2 separate regions of the Mus musculus genome follow, and region 2 is linked to region 1. Evidence: chromatin contacts called from ENCODE POLR2A ChIA-PET data. All regions are on one chromosome and are shown on one strand. The core of a region is the stretch at or near the end of the contact, and the rest is flanking DNA. Distances in the headings are between cores, read along the strand shown.

What was found. ChIA-PET counts read pairs that join two places held with the same protein, here RNA polymerase II (POLR2A).
Region 2: POLR2A ChIA-PET joins it to region 1 with 13 read pairs in embryonic stem cell. The contact joins the promoter of Tet3 here to the promoter of Mob1a in region 1. POLR2A ChIA-PET finds 5 or more read pairs at or near these places in 2 of 5 experiments (Patski and embryonic stem cell).

What each region holds. Positions count from the first base shown.
Region 1 is chr6:83,324,259-83,328,751 of GRCm38, reverse strand. Mob1a (MOB kinase activator 1A) reads right to left here and starts at 2,713. Exons shown (of 6, transcript NM_145571.2): 1 at 2,485-2,713. The coding sequence starts at 2,498. It also overlaps a transcript of Mthfd2 not described here.
Region 2 is chr6:83,453,161-83,457,734 of GRCm38, reverse strand. Tet3 (tet methylcytosine dioxygenase 3) reads left to right here and starts at 1,343. Exons shown (of 12, transcript NM_001347313.1): 1 at 1,343-1,446; 2 at 2,255-2,985. The coding sequence starts at 2,683.

The sequences.
Region 1 (4,493 bases), core at 1,464-3,963:
AATTTAAAAGTGTTAGTGCAGGAGCAACACACAAGTTGTTGCATAGGACAATCTATTATCCCCATCTACCAGAGCATTTAACCAAGCAGTTCGTGTGGGGGAGGACACACTGTAGATTCTAGTGCTTGTTATAGCAACATCTTAACAATGCAAATCTACTCCTTCCATGCACTCGTAGATATGGAGTGTATATCCACATCATGGGATGCTGTGCAGTAAAAATAGGTAATGTGGTATATATAGTCAAAGCATAGCTGAACACATTACAGAACCAAATTAGAGCAAAGTCTATTTTGGTAACCCATAGAAAGCACAAACAACAACAAAACAGAAAAAGCATTAAAATAAGACATATCAGAATTGTGACAACATCTAAAAGGGGAAGGGAACAGACTCGTGGACTTACACCTTACCTGTGAAAGTAAATTTTAAATAGTGTAAAAAGTAAAAAATTATGAAAGTACTAGACTAAATATCATACTTTATAAAGAACTATATACATTAGAAGGATCACCCCAGGAACACATGGAGACAGGAAACTGAATAACAGGAAACTGAATATGGAAAATTAACATTAAATGATTTCTTAAGATTCAATAAGATCTTCATATGATAAATTGAGGTTTGTGCTTCAAGGGCTGAAGAGATGGCTCAGTAGTTAAGAACACTTGCTGTTCTTGCAGAGGACTGGGGTATACAGCTCCCAGCACCCACATGGTGGCTCACAACCATCCACAACTCCAGTCCCATGGGATTTGATGCCCTCTTCTGGCATCCGTGGGTACTGGATGTACATGGTATACATACATACATACATACATACAAGCAAAACACTCATACTCATAAAATGAAAGTAAATCCTAAACTGGGTATACTGGTATACATCTTTAATCCCAGCACTCTGGAGGGAGAGCGAGGCAGATCTCTGGGAGGTCAGCCTGGTTTACATAGTTAGCTCCAGGACAGCCAGAGCTACATTGTGAAACCCTATCTCAAAAAAAAAAAAAAACCAAACAAGCAAAAAAAAAAAAAAAAAAAAAAAAAAAAAACTAAATAACTAAATAAATCTTTGAAAAATACACTTACATTCTTCTAATGATGCCATCAAAACAGTTAAAATAACGCTGAGGATGGAAGAAGTCACAGATGTAATGAGACACTCATATCCAAAATACATAAAGAATTCTTACAACTGAAACCAAAAAGTCAGACGGACACAACCACTGCACCATATACACACGTGGAAATGTCACAGTGAAACCCATTAATTTGTACAATTAACAGATGCTAACAAAATAAAGAACAATCTGATTTTAAAATAGGAAAAGGATCTCAATAAACTCTATCCACAAATAGTCTGAAAACACAAAATACAGACACAGACACACACACACACACACACACACACACACAAACGATGCTTAACATTGCTGGTCATTGGGAGAATGTAAATCAATAAATTCCACTTCACCCTCAGATCTATCAGTGGTAATTACCAGGCAGGTGTGAACTGAAGAATTCTGAAAACTCAATACAATGAGAATGGGATGTTAAATGCAGTGCAGGCTTTAGAAGGCTTGGCAGTGCCTCAAAGGCTAACATGCAAAAACCTCACTAAGACCCAGGAGATACCATCACACACACATACCCAAAAACCTATAACCAGCTGCTCACAGCAGCGTTATTCAGAATAGCCAAAGAGTGGGAAAAACTGTCCATCGGTTTAAGTTATAAATAAAAACTTCCATTTACCTCACCTGGCTGAAGAGCTATGGACAGTCCACAAGAAGAGTCAGGTTTTTCAGGGACAAGCTCAAATAGACTCATAATGAAATAGTCAGCTCTACACCCAAGTACATACAGACGACACTAACTGGATCCATTACGTATGTATGTTGTATAGACGTAATATAGAATATAGATAAGAGAACATGAATTTGAATGGGAGATGAGAGGGCACTGGAGGAGTTAGAAATGAAAATACGCATCTATTAAGTTCTCAAAAAAAATAAAAACCTTAAAAAAAATTCACATGTGGGCCGAGATGAAAGCACCCACCTTTAATCCCAACATCTAAGAGGGCTCGAGGCCAGCCTGGGCTACATAGCAAGACCATTTCTCAAAACAAAACCCCCACATTTAAAGGAGGCCTGTCCTAGTGGCCGAGGCTGTATCCTGGCTCCTTGGGAAAGCAGAGGCAGGAGGAGTCCAGGTTCAAGCCCCGCCTGGGCTAAGAGAAAAGTCACATTGGAAGGAGCAATGCCCTCTTCCCAAATGCAAACCTGTGGGAAGCCACTGAGAACCTGCGCCTTTCTTTCTCAGCCTGGTCTGGTCACCGAGGCACTGCACATTTTCCTGCGCTAGCCGATCCCGGGGCGGCAGGCCCGGAGCAGCCCTAGGTCGGGCTCCGCCCTCCGCTTGGCCCCTCGGCCCGGCCCTGCCGACCGACACCCGCCCCGCCCCGGCCCGGCCCGGCCCACTCACAAGAGGAAGCTCATCCTCGCTAGCCCGAGGGGCCGTGGCCCCCGCCCCGTCAGACTCGGCGCCGCCGCGGGCACCGGGAGGCAGAGGACGGTCCGCGGCTCTACAGGGCTGCCGAAGCTTCACGGCCCGGGTTTGGTACCGAGTTCCAGCCGCCGCGACCAAGCACCGACCGCGGGCTCCTCCGCGCTGCCTCCCACAGCTCCGCGAGCCAAAATGCGGAACCAAGAGGATCTCGCGAGACCGGGCTTCTTCCCGTCCCGCTGAGCTTCACCCTGCCCCTTCCTGAGCTCAGCCAATCAGTATTCTGTGGGCACGGGAGGGAAATGGGGCCAACTAGGCGCCGCTGTCAACTGTTCCGTGGCCGAGGGACGTCTGCCAGCGCTACTTGGTGACTGTTTCGCTATTTAGAAAAACTTGATGTCTTCTCCTAAAGGAATGCTATTCTGGCCACCTCGCCTGTTGATGGACACCTGGGAGGTTTCTACACACACACTGTAACGCTGCTATGAATGTCCATGTGCATGTTCCGTGTGGGAGGATATGTTGACACCAGGTGACACTATGGTAGAATGAAGAAAAGAGGGGGGAGAAAAAAAACCTGTGGAAATAAATGAAACTGCAGATGCGCAGTGGCAAAGATCCAGTATTTTGCCGGTGGTTTAAAACCATTTGAATGCCACCTGTCACATTAATGTCATCAATTTTATTTTATCAACTTTTGGGTTCCTGTTTGTTTGCGTGTTGTTCCTTGGTTGAGACAGGATCTCAGGTGTTCCAGGCTGCCCAGGCTGGTTTAAAGTTTACTATGTCGCCAAGGATGACCCTGACCTCCTGACCGTCCTGCGTCTGCTTCCCAGGTGCGGGAATTACAGGCTTGAGCTACCACCTGCCTCCTTCTATTAACTTTTTAAACCACCTTTTATACATTTGTATTTATTAGTGTGGTATGTAGTAGTAGCTGGTTCTCCTTTTCTACCTTGATGGGGGGGGGGGCAGCCTAGGTTATCAGGATTATTCAGTAAGCTTTTTCTTTTCTTTCTTTCCTTTTTTTCACTAACTTCTGTAAATTTGTATGTGATTTAGAGTATGTGCCTTGATATATTTTTTGAATCTTTTGTTTGTTTGTTTTTGGTTTTGTTTTTTGTTGGTTTTTTTTGTTTGTTTGTTTTCCTGGTTTTTTGAGACAGGGTCTCTATGTAGTCCTGCTGTCCTGGAACTTGTTTTGTAGATCAGGCTGGCCTCGAACTAACAGATATCTTCCTGCCTCTGCCTCTTGTCCTTTTATTTGTTTATTTTTTTCATAAGTATATTTTTAAATAACATATTATTAAGGTTTGAGTCTGTGTCCTTATGTTTATATCAAGTCAGGACAAGCATGATGATACACAGCTTCTTTAATCCCAGCACTGGGAGGTAGAGGCAGATGGGTCTTTGTGAGTTCATGGCCAGCTTGGTCTGCATAGCATGTTCTAGGACAGCCATGACTACATAGAAAGACTCTCAAAAATTATATGTGTGTGTGTATGTATGTGTGTGTATGTATATATATATATATATGTATATGTGTGTATACATATATGACATTATATGTATACACACACATATATATATATATGTATATAACTATAAAAATATGATGTGAGAGGCTTGATTAAGAGCACTTAATACCTGTATAGTATAGTACCTGAGTTCAGGGTCCAGCATGCACACTGTCTGTAACTATCTGTAACTTCATTTCCAGAGCATCTAACACTCTCTTCTGACCTCCACGGGCATCAGGCATACATGCATGTCACATGCATGTAAGCTGGCAAAACACTTATAAAATAAAAAAAAATCTTCTTTTAAAAAGGAAAAAAATGCTGGGTGTGGTGGTGCACGCCTTTAATCCCAGCACTCGGGAGGCAGAGACAGGCAGATTTCTGAGTTCGAGGCCAGCCTGGTCTACAAAGTGAGTTCCAGGACAGCCAGGGCTACACAGAGAAACCCTGTTTCAGAAAAAAAAAAAA
Region 2 (4,574 bases), core at 94-2,593, 130 kb before region 1:
CTTTTTCCAGTTCTAGCTGAGATGTTAAGTTCAGTGGATGAGGACGCCTGCCAGGTACCTGGCTGGGTGAGCACCGCCCAAACTGGTCGGGCTAGTTCACCCAGTGTCTGTTTCTGCCATGACTTGCCCTTGTGTAGGGAGGGTACAGACCTACCCTTCTCCACAGCAACCCGGTAGGTGGAAGGCAGCTGTGGGCATTAGTCTGGCAGTCAGATCAGAAGGGTGGAGCTGAATTAATCTAACCTGGAATTTCAACTTGGCCAGTAACAACAGGTGAGGGATGGGGGAGAATTAGCACAGAGAAATGGACAGTTTGGCAAGTTGGAAATACTCTTATGTCTTGTCCCTTACCGCCTGCCTAGAACACAGCCCAGGGTGACTTTTTCAAAGTGTCTGCATTATTTATGCCTCGGTGAGGACTTGGGCCCTCGGTGACTGAGCCCATCCCGAATCTGCCTGGGTTCCTCTCTGCGACGCGCCCCTTCCCTCTCCTCTGGGAGGCAGGGCGGGGGTCTCGGACTAGTCTTTGTTTTAGATGTGCAACAGAGCCCGAGAGCAGCGCCTGGAAGGCTGGCGATGGCAGAGCCGTAGGGTCGGCCAGGGCAGGGCGCTGGGTTGTGACCCTCATGCGGATGCCGTGCAGCGGGCGCTCGGTCTCTGCCCTCGGGCACCCACTTCTTGCCGGTCAGGCTGACTCGGTACGCAAACGCGCGATGTCCCCTATTGTCCTGCCTCGGCCTGAGAGGCAGCCGAGGAGGAGAAAGGGGGTCGGTCGGGCTCCGGGGCAGTCGGGCGAGCGTGGGGCCGTCCCGAGCTCGCAGGGAGTGGCAGGAAGTGGGGACACCCAGGCGGCTGGGCCAAGGGCCTAGCTGGGGAGGTCCGCGCCCCGCCCCGCCCCTCCTCGACAGCTTGGGCTGCGGGCCCCGCCGGAGGGCAGGGAAAGGGCCAGCCCGCGGGGACAGCCGCGTCTCAGGAGGGCCCCTCCGTGAGGCCTGGGGAGGCGCTGCAGGTGCAAAACCCGGGCGGCCCGCGCGCGCCTCGCTCCCTCCCCGGGAACTCCGCTCTTGCGCGGTCCCGGGCCTAGCGGCCAGCCTCGGCGGGACCGCACGTGCGCGCCCTCCCGGGCGGGGGAGTCCCCGGGCGAGCACGTGCCGCGGCGCGCGGGGGGCGGGGAGTCCCGCGGCCGCCTTCATTGCTCCTGCTGCTGCTGCCGCCGCCGCGGCCGCCGCCGCTGCTTCCTTCCTCCTGCGCCGTCCCCTGCTCGGCCAGGGCTGGGGCGGGGGTTGGGGGGGGGGACTCCGCGCGCGCAGCGAGCTTGGCTGGGCTGGGCGCTCCCGCTCCCGGAGGCGCACACCTTGGGCCGTGGCGGTGGCGGTGGCGGCGGTGGCAGCGGCAGGCTGGGAAACTTTGCCCCTTTGTGCGCTCCGCCCCGGAGGCGGCGGGCAGGTCGGTGCAGCCGGTGGCTTTCCGGCTCCGCGGTGGGGGAGGGGCAGTGCGTGGGGGGAGGGGCGGCTCGGGGACCGTGGCACGGCCATGGTGGGCGCAGCAGGGTAGCCAGCGACCCGGCAAGGAGCTCCGGGTGGCCGTGCGGTGCTGCCGGGTGGGGGTGGCGGGGCGGGGGCTGCGGTGCAGCGGGAGCGGAGCAGCCGAGGCCCCAGAACAAAGGAGCCGGAGCGGCGGCGGCAGTGGCGGCGCGCGCAGCCTGGCCTGCGCCCCAGCGCGCCCCCTCCCCGCACCCCTTGGTGGCGCGGGTCACCCTTCTCTGTAGCCCGCGGGGCTCCGTCTCCTGGGGCGCGGCGAGGTAGCCGACGCGGGACTCCCCTTGGGCGCGCCCCCCACCTCTAGGCCGCCTGGGGCGCCGTCCACTCCAAATGAGCGAGCCTCTGAAAACTTTATTTTGCAAGCTCTGTTCCCTAGGGGAAGGTCCTGCGACCCTCAGTGAGGGGCTGCGTGTGGATTTTAGTGAAACTCACTAGCCAGTAGATGTATGTGTGTGTGAGGGTGTGTGTGTGTGTGTACAGAGCAACTTTCTCAGAAATCCCACCCCCTCATCCCCTTGAGTGCCTTGTGCACCCTCACCCCCATGGAGGTCCTATGTACCTCCCTCTGAGGTTCTAAGGAGGACTTCGTTTGACTCAGACCCTGGCTTCCCCCATTTTCTCTCTTCCCAGAAGCAGGAAGAGATAACACGTGAAAGTTGTCCCTGAGCACCCAGTGATGCACTTCCTCTTTCTGTGTCTTTTTCCCCTCTCAGGCAGCGTAGCCTTCTCCATCATCCTGACCCAGGGAGGGAGAAGTGTCAGGAGGAAACTCCTCACCCCAATCTGCCCCACCACACACCCATTGGCTCACCTCATGCCTGAGCCCCGGGTGGGTGAGGGTGAAGAACCCACCCAGCCAAGATGAAATCTTCCTTGGGGGCTGCCGCCGCCACTGTCTTGCCCCAGATCCTGGGGCCCTGCAGGTGGGAGACTGGTCCTGGAAGGAACCCTGTGAGCCGGCTGCAGAGGAGGTGAAGAGGGTTAAGAAGAGGCACCCACCCCATCCCATCCCAGAGGCGGAGCTCCTTGCCTTCACCCTTGTAGACTTGTTTAGGAGAGAAGGACCTGTTTGCAGGCAGCAGGAGACTGGACAGTAGTTTAACCTGGCACCTATGCCCCCTTCCCTGGCAACGGCGGCATCATGAGCCAGTTTCAGGTGCCCTTGGCGGTCCAGCCGGACCTGTCAGGACTTTATGATTTCCCGCAGGGCCAGGTGATGGTAGGGGGCTTCCAGGGGCCTGGGCTTCCTATGGCTGGGAGTGAGACCCAACTGCGAGGGGGTGGAGATGGGCGGAAGAAAAGGAAACGGTGTGGGACCTGCGATCCCTGCCGACGGCTGGAAAACTGTGGGTCTTGTACCAGCTGCACCAATCGTCGCACACACCAGATCTGCAAACTCCGCAAGTGTGAGGTGCTGAAGAAAAAAGCGGGGCTTCTTAAGGAGGTAAGTGGGCCTCCGCTAGGCTCCTCACTCCTTGCTTGAGGCCGTTGTCATCACGAGGGTCTGGTTTAAAAGACTCAGCCAGTTAAGCCAATCCTCCCGTTCTTGGTCACTTGGTCTCCTTTGGAGCGCAGCCTGCAGTTGGAAGCCCAGAGGGTTCATTTCCAAGACGGTTTGTATGAGAGTGATTTGGTTCCGTGCAGAAGGCAGAGCCAGCATTCTCATCTTGAATGCTTACAATTGATACAGGACAGAGATGTCTGGCTTGAGCTTTAAAAGTTTGTCTTCCCACTGGAAGCCTGAGGTTGGATCATAAGGTGACTGATGCATGGGTGGCTGTGGTAGTGGCGAGGCACTGCAGACTAAGGTGGATGCACTTAGAGTGAAAACTCCGGAGTGATGGCTTGGCTCTTCACTGTCCTGATGGTGGCATGGGAGGCATCTCTCCCTAAGCCTTCCCGTGGGCTCCTGTTCTTGCATAAACAAGGGATGTAATGATAGACACGTGACTGGGGCTCCCAATGGGATGGGATACTTACTGAGGCCACAGAGGCTTGGGCAGAGCAGGCTTTGGTGGGCAATAGGCACTAGATACCACTTTCTGACTGAATGACGCGCTTTCGAAGTATTGTCATGTCAAGGAAGACTCTCTGCATTCAGGGGAAAAGGGAAGGAAGACTGGGGATGTGGGATTGGCGGAAGGAGTGAAGGGGCAGTGACCCTGTAATTGGGCTTCTTCCTTCCTACTATAGTGGTGAGCAGTCCACACAAGGCTGGTGGCGGCTGTGACAAGAGAGAGTTGGCGAAGGTGGGGACCAGCCAATAGAGCAGATTTTAGGCGGAGCGGAGCATGTAGCAGCTGAAGTTGCTCCAGGCAGCGGAACTGGCGCTGGACAGAGACAGAGGCCTGCGGTCTGCAGGGCTCCCAGCCCCGCCACTAATTTGTCAGAGAGCCTAGGCTATTTAGCCTCTGGGGGCTTATTTTCTGTTGGGGGGGAAATGGCGTTGTCCTTGATGGCCTTCAAAGCCGCCTCAGCTGGGCCAGGAGCTGCTGTGCGCTGAGTATGAGGTCACCTGCCGTTGTATAGGGTGTGCCACATGCACTTGGGGTTCCCCTGATGCTGAGTGTGGAGCTCTGCCTCCAGCTGGTAGGCATTTGCCCAGGAAGAAGGGTTCAAGGAGGGACGCAGGGAAGCAGATTCTGCCGGGGGTCTCTGTCCCTTGTTACGCCCTCTGTCTACTTGCTGCATACCAGAAGCTCCGTAGTTACCTTTACCAGCTAAAGCAGACATCTGTATCACATCTGCAGCCCCACCCTCCTACCCCCCACCCCCAGCTCCCTCCAGCCTTGGAGCAATAGTGTCCAGCCCATCTATGCTGCTGGTGTTGGGCAGAGTTAAGCTGCTCACCTTGTACCCTGCAGGTCATTTCTTAGAGGGTGAGCTAGATATAAGAGTTGGTGTTTGGTTGTGAGAGCAGCCCAGTGTGCTGCGCAGCTTCCTAGCGTGCACTTCCTTTTTCCATCCTGAATCTCTCTCCACTCCTGATAGACTCAAGGGTAAAGATGCCAAACCCTGTGGGCTAGACATTCT